Regions from separate parts of the Homo sapiens genome. Here region 1 is linked to region 2. A link is an interaction called in ENCODE POLR2A ChIA-PET data of the cell type or tissue named here. Cell type or tissue: endothelial cell of umbilical vein. All regions are shown on one strand. Links, peaks and the distances in the headings refer to the core of each region. The heading gives the core; the rest is flanking DNA.

Region 1 (6,262 bases), core at 1-5,000, 2.0 Mb before region 2:
AAAAAAAAAAAAAAAATTGACATTAAACCAGTGTTATTAAAAGTCATCTATAGGAAAATGTTATTAGCGTTACTAATGACCCATACCTTGTATTTCTAGTGTCCATAACATCATACTCCATTTTGTGGAACATCAGACTTTGTGATTTCCATGATCTATTTCAAAAGTGGTTGTACTTGTCCTTAGGATGCTAGTCAACTCCACTGGAAAGCTGTTTCTATGTAAAATGATGCAATTCCAAAATGCACATCTAACCTCAATAGGAAGACAAATAACAGTTAAACAGGAAAGCCAACTAAAAACAAACCAAACCTACCAGAAATGGATGGTAGCATGCTTGGACTGAATACTTTCACTTCCTTGGTCTAAGACAAGCAGCAGATTATAGATGGGATAACACCCACCTCTAAAAGGGCTTTGCAAGGATTAAGCAAGATAACATAAATTAACATGAATTGGAATTAAGTACCACAAGGTTTTTCTGTAAATAACCAATCCTAGCCCAGTTATAGGTCTCAGTGTAATGACCATAGTGCCAACATGATCACTTGTGAAGGTCTCTAGATTATCTGTTCTTTGAAGTCAAAGATCTTCTAGACTGGGCACATGGCTCATGCCTGTAATCCCAACACTTTGGGAGGCTGAGATGGGAGGAGAGCTTGAGGCCAGGAATTTGAGACCAGCCTGGGCAACACAGCGAGACCTCCATCTCTACAAAAAAATAATTAGCCCAAAGAAAACCCAGCTACTTGGAAGTCTGAGGTAGGACAGCATGAGCCCAAGAGTTCGAGACCAGCCTGGGCAAGATAGTGAGATCCCATCTCTACAGATTAAAAAAATATATATATATATCCCCTGAACCTCTGGTCTTTGGGTTTGAGCCATTTGCCTCATGGTGTGTTGCTTCTTCACTGCATGAATTCCCAGTGGGTTAAAGGAACCGCAATGGCTGTTCACGGTGCTGACCTTGCTCTCAGTCCACACTGATTTGTCTTACCTTCTGACAGAGCAATGTGATTTGACAAGACTCAATAACAACTTTTAGGGGGCAAAATATTTTTTCAGTCTTTGGTGCTGGCCCAGAAGGTGGCCCACAAACCAATGTTAATTCTATGCATTGTCAAATCTTTGCTCTTTGAATAAAACTTTGAATAACTGGGCAATAAAAATGGTTGACTTGTATTGATTTTCCACAGAAAGGTAAAATTAGATGAAGACAGCTTAGAAATAGAAAGTTCAGTTCACATTAACCTCAATCACACCATCTTAAAAAAAAAAAAGCTGATTACATATAACTGTCAAACTTACGTATTAAAGGTAAATTTACTGCCTAATCAAAACGAGGCTCCAATGCATTTTTAAATGCAAACAAACACTTGTCACCATACATTAACACACCATACTGTTTTTCACTACCAAATATTTTTTGTGAGTTTCCCGCTTAGAGTGTCTTAGTTCGTTCAGGCTGCTCTAACAAAATATCTTACTTATACTGGATAATTTATAAACAATAGAAATATGTCACTCACAGTCCTAGAGGCTAAGTCCAAGATCAAGGCACCAGCAGATATGGAGTCTGGGGAGGGCCCATTCTTCAGAAATGGGTGCCTGCTACGTGTCCTTACATGGTGGAAGAGGCAAGAGCGCCTCCCTGAGCCTCTTTTGTAAGGGTACTTATCCTACTCATGAGGGTGAAGCCCTCATGACTCCATTGCTTCCCAAAAGCCCCACCTCTTAATACTATTACATTGACATTAGGTTCCAACATATGAATTTTGGAAGGGACATCAACATTCAGGACATAGCAGTGAACCCTGTAGGACTGCTCTTTATTTTGTGCTTTCAAAAAGACTACATACAGGTGGTTCTATTTTTGTGTGTTGAAACACTTTCCCAGGCTGCACTTTGCATTTCTGTCCTTAAACTCAGCATGATCCCTGGGCAAGGAGAAAATTTTACTAGTTGAGATCGTACATAGGTTTTGACTCCTTTCTTGCTGCAGGTGACTGAAAAGATCTTTCAGTCTTAAATTTCTAAATTCTACCCTGCAATGATTATATCTTTGTTAACAAAATCTTTGCATGCTTCCATAATTTTTTATTGAGGCCATATGCCTTGGGTATTGAAGTAAGGCATTTAAGGACACAAACTTAAGCTTTTTGTTTGTTATTACCAAACTGCCATTCAGAAAGTTTCTAACAATTTACACCCTTACCAGCAGTAAATGAACCTACTGTGCCCTAACACTATTGACAAAGAAATACAATTTGATAGATAAAACATTCTATTTTAGTTTGCATAATGATTCCATCAATCTCTCAACAGCAGAGCGGTCTAGAGATGACAGTGATGGCGTAGAGGTGACAGTGAAGATGAAGAGAAATTATCCAATTCGGGATTAAGTTAAGAGAGAGAAAAAAACAGTATTTAATGGTAAATCTCTTCAGGCTGTATTATGACAGGGGTGGAAGAGTTAATATGTTCCTGCAGCAAAACTGAAAGGAATACTATCTGTTCCACATGAAAGCAAACTGTTTTGTAATTGGGGTAGGTAAAAATGGATTCACCCAGTCAATGGCTGCACACCACATACCTGAGCCCTTAACTGCTCTAACACTGATGTAATATCCAACCCAACATTTGTGATTGAGGCTACTTGGTTAATTTTTCTCCAGGATCCATCTGGATTCTGCAGATGAGGCTGGCAAATTAAATGGAACTATGATAGGGACCATCTTACTGTATCTGTCAGATTTCCAAGGGTAGCACTGATCTCTACCGTCACCTCACCTCCACCCCCAGGATGCAGTACTGTGTGTTTGTTTTTGAGACGGAGTCTTGCTCTGTCACCCAAGCTGGGGTGCAGTGGCGCCATCTCAGCTCACTGCAACCTCGGCCTCCCGGGTTCAAGCGATTCTCCTGCCTCAGCCTCCCGAGTAGCTGGGACTACAGGCACCCGCCACCATGCTAATTAATGTATTTTTAGTAGAGACAGGGTTTCACCATGTTGGCCAGGCTGGTCATGAACTCCTGACCTCAAAGTGATCCTCCAAGATAACGACAGAGGCCCCGGGCACTCACAGTCACCTCATCAGTTCCTCACTATCCCTCTGCAGGGAACAGACACTCTACTGTCCTTGTGTGCAGTACTCCTCTTATCTTCCACAGTTTGACTCCTCCCATTCCCCTCCACAGGGATATTTTCCCAGGGTACCACTGGTGGAATCCTCAGCAACTGGGCCACCCCCTCGTGTGAGTGAGTGTCCATACCTCACACGCTGCTCCAGATGGGTTTTGCTACCAGTTGGGCAGTGAGTGAGCCAGTCCCCAAGCCTCATCCTACTGCCTGCTCTCAGACCACATCCAGTCACAATTGTCTCAGTCAGGTCCTCCACCAGGCATGCCCCGAGACACAATTAGAAGTGCAAGACATTCACTGGGGGGTGTGAATGCCTTCAGCCAAAGCCCACCAGAAATGCCTGTATTTGAACAAGTTGGGTCTATTCATCACAGAGAACCATAGGACTTCTCAGACAGAGGGTGTCACAAAGAACCTCTTTTAGGATTCTGGCCCTGGTTGGGTGATTTCAAGGAAGTGAGGATTCACTCGATTGGATGCTGTCAGAATGGGGGCACTGAGCATCTCAATACATCTTATTTATAGGAAGGTGGACTAGAGTAGGGATAAAGGTATAATTGCATATATATATATACACACACACATATATATATACACACATACATACACATATATACGCATATACACATACACACACACACACACACACACACACACACACACACGGCAGCTGTCACTCGTTTTAACCAGCAGAAGGATGTTTGGTATTTTGTGAGTGGTAAACTGACCTTGAATTTTCTTTGTACGTGCTTAGACAAAATTATTAAGTGGTTTATTTTATCATGGCCTGAGAGCAACTTTGGGGTTGGCATTCAGAGACTGTTTATGTCCAACAGGAGAATGGCATGACCGAACAGTGTTGTCAGCTTCTGAATGTCAGGGACAGGTGGTTTTTTTCTTTCTCAGGAGAAACACCTATGTTAGAGAAAGGGGAGAGGAAACAGAAGACAGGAAGAGCCTATGATGTAGGTCTGACAGGTGGGCCAAGGAACACCGGGGCAAAAGAGGGCAGGACAGCTCCAAAGATGTCATGGCCAGGCTGATGGAAGCGCCCAAGCAGACTGCTCAGTATTTTTTTATTTTTTATTTTTTGAGACGAAGTCTTACTCTGTCACCCAGGCTGGAGTGCAGTGGCTCGATCTCGGCTCACTGCAACGTCCACCTCCTGGGTTCAAGCGATTCTCCTGCCTCAGCCTCCTGTGCCTGGCCTCAGACTGCTCATTAGAGGAGGCCTGTGTCGGGCAGAAATGGCCTAGCACCTGACCTCCACTGTGCTTGGTGACAGCCAGGACCAGCATGCCCTGGGCAGGAACATGGCGGCAGGTCCCCAATGCCAGGAGCTTTTGTAATTGAACTCCTTGAAGCTGCTTTCTTGAAGGGAGGACTGAGCAGTGCTCCTTCACAACCTCCAGAGGCCCAGGACCAAACACCTGGGAATGTTAACAGTTAAGACATTTGGGTGGAGGAGAAAAGAGGAAAGAAGGGAAGATGCATGAAAAAGAATTAAGTTCAAGTAAAGAAGATGAAGATGGGCTGGGCACGGTGGCTCATGCCTGTAATCTCAGTACTTTGGGAGGCTGAGGCGGACAGATCACTTGAGGTCAGGAGTTCAAGACCAGCCTGGCCAACATGGCAAAACCCCATCTCCATTAAAAATACAAAAATTAAGGCTGGGCGCGGTGGCTCATGCCTGTAATCCCAGCCCTTTGGGAGGCAGAGGCAGGCGGATCACGAGGTCAGATTGAGACCATCCTGACCAACATGGTGAAACCCCATCTCTACTAAAAATACAAAATTATCTGGGTGTAGTGGTGTGCACCTGACAGCTACTCGGGAGGCTGACGTAGGAAAATTACTTGAACCCGGGAGGCAGAGGTTGCAGTGAGCCGAGATTGCACCACTGCACTCTAACCGGGCGACAGAGCAAGACTCCATCTCAAAAAAAAAAAAAAAAAAATAGCCCAGCTACTTGGGAGGCTGAGGCAGGAGAACTGCTTAAACCTCTGGGAGGCAGAGGTTCTTCTGGGAGGAATGTCAAATGGCTGAAAAGGTCACCCACCAGCTTTGATGTCGGGTGGCAGGAATGTCCGGCAGGAGACAGTGCTGCCAGCTGCTGTTTGTAGAACACACAGGCTACCTGATGGCTGGGTGGGCCTTTCCCCAGCACTTGCCTGTGGGACCCCGTTGTGCCACTGCACTACAGCCTGGGCAACAGAGCAAGACTCCTGTCTCAAAAAAAAAAGGCTGTCCTGAAGATGTGAGTAGGTTTATCTGTGGAGAGAGATAGCCCACAGGCAATCTGCATCTTGGAGCCTGACAAGGAAGCTAAGCAGTATTCAAGAAAAAAGGCCTTCTTGGTGGAACTTTCTACCTTTCAAAGAGCTACCACACCCAAGACAACCTTGGCTTCTTAAGAACACCCTGGAACCACAGGTGGGTGGGCTGTTATCAACACACTGACCAGGGAAGAGGGGTGTGAAAACTCACTTCAAATCCTGCTTCTGCCAAAGGTTAAAGACTAACCTCTTGACTTTGGGCAAATCACTTAACCCACCTAAATCCCATACTCTTCCTCCATAACCCTCCTCTTCCCGAACAACAGAAATCACTAACACCTGAAGAATACTTGCTACATTCTAGCACCCTTGCTGACTTCCCATTCAACATCTCCTTTTTCTTTTTTGAGACGGAGTTTCACTCTTGTAGCCCAGGATGGAGTGCAATGGCACGATCTTGGCTCATCACAACCTCTGCCTCCCAGGTTCAAGCGATTCTCCTGCCTCAGCCCCCCAAAGTGCTGGGATTACAGGCGTGAGCCACTGCACCTGGCCTCAACATCTCCTTTAATCTGCAGAAGTAATCCTGGGGAATAGGTCCTAGTCTTATCCCTATTTTACAGATTTATTATCCATCTGTGAAAATGGGAAAAACAATATTGATTCTGTTATAAGGCTTCTAGAAGACTGAATGGGATCATTTACAAAATGTGTGTGGCACAGATGTTTGTTTCAAAGTTGAAAGCCTGAAGCCTGTGGGCAGACCTAAGGTCAAGCACCAAGCCAGACCAGAACGTACCCCTGGACAATCACAGCAGGAGTCTCTTCCAAGACATAATACTCCACT
Region 2 (7,867 bases), core at 1,516-6,515:
ATGCCAGAGTTTTGTTACATTTTCTGTGGGTTGATGATCATTGAAGCCAAGTATTGGGTAAAAGGGGAGTATTTATTATCATTCTTTCTACTTTTATGTTTGTTTGAAATTTTTTATCATAAAGCATTTTTTTTTGAGACAAGGTCTCTGTTGCCAAGGCTGGAATGCAGTAGCACAACGTTTAAAAAAATTATATTATCTAGCAATAGATATTCTATTCCTGAAAATACATTTCTGTTGTTTGATATATAATGACATTCTGTTAACAAAACACTACATATATGATGGTGGTTCCATGAAGTAATACTGTATTTTTACTCTACCTTTCCTAGTTTTGGATACATTTAGATACAGAAATACTTAACCTTTGTGTTACAATTGCCTACAGTAAAGTAACATGCTGTACTGGTTTGTAGCCTAGGAGCAAGAGGCTGTATATATAGCCAAAGTATGTAGTTTGTATCTGGGTTTGTGTAAGTATGCTCAGATGTTTGGGCAGTGACAATGGCCTAGTGACAGATTTCTCAAAATGTATCCCTGTTGTCAAGTAACAAATACTCAACTATATATCTAATTCAGTTGTGTCTGAGGTTATATTTAAACAACATGGTGTATCCTGTACTAACCGATCTTCCTACATTTCTCTACAAGTGTTATGCAGCTTATTTTCAACAAGGTGGATTATGAAGTCTGTACAGACTTATAGTAACTATTGCTTCCAAATGTTCTGCAGTGGTAAAAAGTAAATGAGCTACTGTGTTGTCACTCTGGATAGTTTTTAATTAATTAGCTGAGATTTAAAGTTATACATACCATATCCAGACATGTTAGAAGAAAATATGTGAGTTGTTTTCTGTCTCACAATATGCTTTAATGATGATAATAAGGCTTTATCACTAACAATAGTGCAATAACTAAGAAATTAGTCTGGGAACTTGAATGTATTTTTTTCCTTTGTCAGTGAGTTCAGCATCTTATATCCAAATAGCTTTTTTAATTTTGAAGATTTTAAGCCTTTATTTCAAGAATACCATTGACACATTTGATAAATGCACATATTAAATTATCTTCATTATAATCTTTTATACTTCCTTTTTTCTTTTTAGAATGTGACTTGTACGATGTTGGCTGTTGGTTTGAAATAAACAAAGAACAATACAAAAACCAAGTACAAAGAACAATACAAAAACCAAGTACAAAAAAAAATAAAAGAATGTGATTTGAATAAAGTCAAAATCTGCTGTTTAAAAACTCAACACTTTTCTCTGTTTTGTCACTTATTTTACATCCCAGATCCAGCAGTTGAACTTGAGCAGTTTTTACTTCATCATTCTTGATTATTTTTATTTTTGAAAATGTGGTTCAAGTGTAATTTGTAGTTTGATTAAAATGTTACAAGTTATAAATTTGAAAATACCATACTAGATAATGTGTTTTGACAAATGAACTGACCATTTACAACTGATACTTTTTTTGTCTTTATACTTCTGTCAGTAGCAGATGAAATCCTTCACACATTAAGTCACAAATAATTGAATTTTATTAACCAAAATTTTAATTGTTACAATCATTGGCTTTTCGATTAAGTTGATAGTTAAATTGACCATCTGTTTTTTTTTTTTTTTAGAGATAGAGTTTTGCTCTTGTTGCCCAGGCTGGAGTGCAATGGCGCAATCTTGGCTCACCGCAACCTCCACCTCCCGAGTTCAAGCGATTCTCCTCCCACAACCTCCCGAGTAGCTGGGATTACAGGCACCCGCCACCACGCCTGGCTAATTTTGTATTTTTATTAGAGACGGGGTTTCTCCACGTTGGTCAGGCTAGTCTCGAACTCCTGACCTCAGGTGATCCGCCCACATTGGCATCCCAAAGTGCTGGGATTACAGGCGTGATAAATTGACCATCTTATACCAGGAAGTCAAATGAGAAGACATCAGTAAAAATATTCTGGCCAACTCATGTTTTATTTATCATATCTTCATCATTAATTGCTTCTCATAATGCCACAGTTTGTCATGGTATTTGTGGCAGCAGGCAAAGTCCTTGTTCAGACTTTGATTAAATTGCTGTGGCATTTTTCTATTAAAAAGATCTCCTGTTTCAATCTATAGTTTGCCTGTGATCTGTGGGTTAAAAAGAGCTATTTTTTAATACTATTTTTAATAGTATTCAAATGGAATACTATTCCATTTGATTCAGTGTTTTGAGATAATATATGATTTTGCTTAGTCTCATTTGGATGAAATGAATATTTCCAGATCTACATGTCAAATAAGAGGGTACTGCAACTTGGTATGTAACTCCTAAAAAATAGAAATTGTTTAATATGAGTTAAAACTTCAATTTTAACAAATGTTGAGTGCCTATATCATATGCCAAGCATTGGACTAGGTACTTGTACATGTTTTCTCATGGACTGCCATCAAGGTTAAAGAGGTTGCCCGTGATCATGTGGCTGTTTAGTGAAAGAGCCAAGAACCTAAGTACTACGACGTGTATTCAGGTGCCCTTTGCACTGTCCCATGATTCAAATCATTAAAGGTGGGATGTGATTTTCAAGATTATTTAATAGCTGCAATTTGTAATGGGTACAAATATGGTTTATAATGTTTACATTAAACTAGAAACTATGCAACATCCAGTAATTTTAAAATTACGATTATTTTGATTGATAATTTATAATTGTATACATTTATGAGATACAATGTGATGTTTTGATATATGTCTACAATGTGGAATGATTACATCAAGCTAATTAACACATTTAGCACTCCATTTGCCTGTCTTTTTTTTTTTAATGGTGGGACATTTGAAATTTACTCTTAGTTTAGTTTAGTTTTGTTTGTTGAGACAGGTAGCAGCTCTGTCACCCAGGCTGGAGTGCATTGTTGGGATCACAGCTCACTGTCACCTTGACCTCCCAGGCTCAAGCCTCAGCCTCCCGAGTAGATGGAATCACAGGCACACACCACCACACCTGGCTAATTTTTTTGATGTTTAGTAGAGACAAGGTCTCACTATGTTTCCCAGGCTTCTCTTAGTTATTTTGAAATATTTATTATTATTGACTGTAATCACCCTGCTGTCCAATAGATCTCAAAACCTATTCCTCCTGTCTACCTGACACTTTGCATGCTTTGATCAACAACTCATTCCCACCCCCACAGCCTCTGGTAACCATCATCCTCTCTTTACTTATATGAGTTTAACTTTATTTTAGATTCCACAAATGTGAGATCATGTGGTATGTGTCTTTATTTTATTTTTTTAGGCAGGGTCTTGCTCTGTCTCCCTGGCTGGAGTGCAGTGGCGCCATCATGGCTCATTGCAGGCTGGACCATCCTGGGCTCAAGCAATCTTCCCACCTCAGCCTCCTGAGTAGCTGGGACTACAGGCATGCACCACCATACCTGGCTAATTTTTTAACTTTTTGTGGTGGTGGAGTCTACTTATGTTGCCTAGGCTGGTTTTGAACTCCTGGGCTCAAGTGATCCTACTGCCTTGGCCTCCCAAGGTGCTTGGAGTACAGGTGTGAACCACCGTGCCCAGTCCCAAAATTCATATTTTTAAACTGAAAAGCCAAGTCACCCTAAAAGGTTTGTATTACAAGAACAAGATGAGGAAATGGTCATTTTTTTTTTTTTAAAAAAAGGTTGTCAGTAGGAAATTGAGGCAATTCTGTTTGTATGCATTTGGCCTCAAGGAAGTGATTCAGCTTCCTCTTGCATTAGCTCAAGGGTGTGGCTTATGGTCTTGGACAGTTCACTTGTGATCCAGATTCCTTTGGAGGGTGTCAGAACAGGTGCAGGTACACTAATCATCGGATTCCTACCAACAGCCAAATCTGTCTCAGTTGAGAGCCATGTATTTTACTGGGTTCTTTTTTTCCCTTAAATTTAAGAATTTTGGACTGGGGGCCAGATATTCTCATCCTAAGTTTGTGTTTCTTTTCTCAGATAAACGTTATTTCTGCTCAACTAGCATAGAATTTTATTTTTTATTACATATTTAAAAACATGTCGGGGCTCTAGTATGCACAATGCTCTAGGCTAGGCAGTGGAGTTGGGAAGAAGAGTGGGAAAGAGTGAAACAAATATAAACTTGGGTTATATTTGAATATTAGCTGTGGGTGTTTAGCATTCAAGTAATTTTAGATACATCTCGCAAATTTGTAAGGTAGTCCCAAATTAAGTTTTACTGAATTGGTTGGGGTAATTCCTGCAAGGTAGACCATCCTAAGGATAGAAGAAATGAGCTGTACTAATAATAAGCCGTTGTTGGAGAGAAGGAGGGATTCTGATTATAGGGGTATGGCTGTACCTCAAGTTTGCCTTGGCTAAGATGCCTGACACCGCATCTGATGCCCAGGGAGGTAGGGGGCTCTAAGTAAATATGGTTGACGGCTACTTCACGTAAACACATGAGTTGAAACAACCCGCCACTGGAACCCTTTTAACAATATGTCACAAATAAGAAAGGCATTCTTTCCTACATTGGCAGCTAAGCTCATAATGGCTACCTGAAAATAGAGGTTTCGAGGAAGAATGGGAGAGACACGTGGCTCAGTTTTCATCTGGGGTAGCAATGTAGCTGTAGTGGGAGTGAATTTATGACTGAGCACATGAAAAACATTCCTGATAATTCAGAAGCCCTTTGCATTAAGGGTGGGGAGATTTTGCTGAAGTTTAGGTTCTAAACTTCAACCTTAAACTTAATGAATCATTAAGATTCACATATTAATGATATTGTGACATTTGTACCTGTAGGCTGTTGGGGACTGCAGAAATAAGGGTTATATAAAGATGAGCAGGACAGGAGTGGTGGCTCATGCCTGTAATCCCAGCACTTTGGGAGGCCAAGGTGGGCAGATCACCTGAGGTCAGGAGTTTGAGACTAGCCTGGCCAACATGGTGAAACCTCGCCTCTACTAAAAAATACAAAAGTTAGCCGGGCGTGGTATCAGGCGCCTGTAATCCCAGCTACTTGGGAGGCTAAGGCAGGAGAATTGCTTGAACCCGGGAGGCAGAGGTTGCAGTGAGCTGAGATCGTACCATTGCACTCCAGCCTGGGTGACAAGAGTGAAACTCCGTCTCAAAAAAAAAAAAAAAAAAAAAAAAGGATGAGGGCCCACTTTGGTGGGGGAAAAAGATATGTTTATGTCAATAAAATAAACAGTATATTTAACTTTATAAGTGAGGTACTGTACTAGGTACCTCATCAGATGACACATAAGAGTGCCTGGGTCCTGTTCAATAGGAATTAGTGTGCCAATATGATTTAACTGAGGGAGAGTCATTAGATTTTTTGTTTTAGAAACATTGCTGACTAGCTGGTTTGGTGCAAGGATTGAAATGAGAAGCTGAAAGCAGGGAAACCAGTAGTTCAAGGAGAAGGTAAGTAGGGCCCATACTAGGTCTGTATTAGTGTAAGCAGAGAAGGGATGAATTAGAGATGTTTGAGAGGACTATGTGTCTTATTAAGATACTGAGTGATGGAAAAATGAAAGCTTTTAAGATAACTCCAAAATCTCTAGAAGCAGTATTGTGTGTTACCTAAAAAGATAGAAGCTCTGAAGCCAGACTGCCTAAGTTTGAATCTTGGCTCTGCTATTTCTTAATGGGGTAGTCTTGGGCAAATTATGTAGCTTCTTTAAGTTTTTCATCTGAAAAATCAGGATAAGAGTGCCTACAATTCATGCAGTCATTCTGTGAATATAAATACTCTAAAACCAAAAAGTCTTTAGATTGGTGACTTGCACTCAGGTTTGTTTGCTGTCATTATATTAGCCAGGGTAAGTCAATGAACAGTGATGAAAATGAGATGAGAATACAGAAACCTTGGCAAACTCAGAGGACAGAAAATGGTGAGTTCACTTTTGGACTTACTGAATCTGTAGCTTCTGGCAAATGATAGTCACCTAGTGTTTGTTGAGTAGTGACAGAAATAAGCAGATTTTTCTTTAAAAAAAAATTATGTGACAGGTACTGTTGTGAGCTCTTTGACTATATAATCTCATTTAATCTCCACCACAGTCCACTAGAATAGGTAGTAGTATTTCCATTTCACAGATGAGTGAGCAGAATAGTGAACAGTTTTGTGGCTTAACGGTAGTAGCAAAGTCCTCATTCCCAGAAGGCAAAAGAGGTTCTGTTTTACCCTGCTGGTAGTAAGTAAGAAAGTGGACCAGCTGAGATTTGAACCCAGACAATCAGTCCAACTCCAGTGTGCTGAATGAACCACTACAACAGGTCAAACCATTTTGAAACCTCTGGCCCCTAATATCTTAATAGAGATACTGAGACTAGAGTCTATTATGGTATCCTATTTCATACAGTGTTAGGTGTCTAATAATAAAGATACCTATCATTTATTGAATGGCTACTATGTCCCATGCAGTGGAGTACTTAGTGTATTGTTAGTTTTTCAATAATGAATGACTATTATCAATGTATAATATTACCCCTATCTTTGGAGAGGAATATCATACAAATATTATGGTATATATAAAGGAAAGGATATCATTTCTAGGAATTTTCAGTAAAAGACTGGCAAGAATAAACATATGTAAACTTGTAATTCTTCACAAATAATAGCATTCCTTTTATTTTGACCCATCTTAAAGCTACCCAAATTAGAAAGTTACATTTGGTAAATATTTTACAACCATTTCTTATTTACTCATTGCTTACCCTGCACACTAGGTCAATATGCTCTATTGTTTTATGGGTCAGTTATTCAGTGACAGAAAGATTATTCTGACAAAGATCTGGTAGTAACAATTGTGCACACTGAACATTTTTTAAAATCTGGGAATAATGTTTAGCCACAAACTTGTTCACTATTCTGCTGTTCCTTGTCAGCAACAAGAACACCTTTGCAAAGACAAAAAAAAATTACATCTTACTATAGTATCAGCTACCTAGGAGTAGATTACATAAAGATAATGGATTGAATGGATTGATTCAATTTTAACTACCTCTAGAATGATATTGAAAAAAACAATTTTTATCCTTCACCATTTCTGGGCTGGGAATGGTGACGAGAGGCTCACTTGAATTATCCAAGTAGAGCTTTTTTATTACCAGTGATTTCTAAGCTTGACCTTTTCAAGGAACAATGCATATCTGATGATCTCTTGGGATAGTCTCATTATTTAATGTATATAGCAATATTAAAAGATAGTATTGAATGCTTAATATGCCAGGTACTGTGAAAGCCTATTACACTTATTCCGTTAATCTTTACAACAACACTATGAAGTATATTTTACTCTTTTTCATAGTTTATTAAGTGAGGACCTAGAAACTCAGAATAGATGATTTGCCCTGGGTCACACAAGTGCCACCACCTTTGAACTTAAATATGAAGACTACCCTCTAGAGTTGGTAGAGCCGTGGAAGGAGCCTATGCCCCTAAATAAAGTAGAGCTGTCAAACCAGTTCTGGACCACGTTTAGCCAGCTTCAAAGATGGCCCTCAATTAATCCCTTCGTTTATTAGGTACACCATTGTGTAAGCAATCCCCTCCCACACTGTACTGGGGTTGTTCTGTATGACCAGTAGCATAGGCATGAGTGATGGGATGTCTCTTCTGAGATTATGTTATAAAAGACTGACTTATTTTGGGTTTGAAATCATTTGCTCTCTCTCTTTATTGGCCCTCACCTTGAGGAAAGCAAGCTACCATATTATAAGTAACTCCATAGAGAGTACCATGTGGTGAGGACCTGAGGTCCTTATTCTAACAGCCTATGAGGATGTGAGGCCTCTCAACAGCCACCTGAGAGAACCTGAAAGCAGATCCTTCAGTCCTAGGTTATGTCATCGGATGATCGCAGCTTTAGCTGCCAATCTGACTGCAGCCACAT

Evidence for each region. ChIA-PET counts read pairs that join two places held together with the same protein. Peaks named below come from ENCODE experiments on the same cell type or tissue, not always from the same donor. Only the 100,000 strongest peaks of a DNase experiment are listed, where the experiment ranks them.
Region 1: POLR2A ChIA-PET joins it to region 2 with 6 read pairs; 2 of 35 experiments call an interaction of 5 or more read pairs at or near these places.

Annotation. Positions count from the first base shown.
Region 1 is chr4:17,625,798-17,632,059 of GRCh38, reverse strand. MED28 (mediator complex subunit 28) reads right to left here. Exons shown (of 4, transcript NM_025205.5): 4 at 1-6,262. FAM184B (family with sequence similarity 184 member B) reads left to right here. Exons shown (of 18, transcript NM_015688.2): 18 at 1-2,754. Among named protein-coding and RNA genes, the nearest start is that of MED28, 14 kb to the right of the region's middle. In endothelial cell of umbilical vein, for the core only: no CTCF peak of the experiment used is centred there; no DNase peak of the experiment used is centred there.
Region 2 is chr4:15,661,801-15,669,667 of GRCh38, reverse strand. It overlaps a transcript of FBXL5 not described here and a transcript of FAM200B not described here. Among named protein-coding and RNA genes, the nearest start is that of FBXL5, 10 kb to the right of the region's middle. In endothelial cell of umbilical vein, for the core only: no CTCF peak of the experiment used is centred there; a DNase peak (open chromatin) is centred at 3,687; H3K27ac peaks cover 809 bases.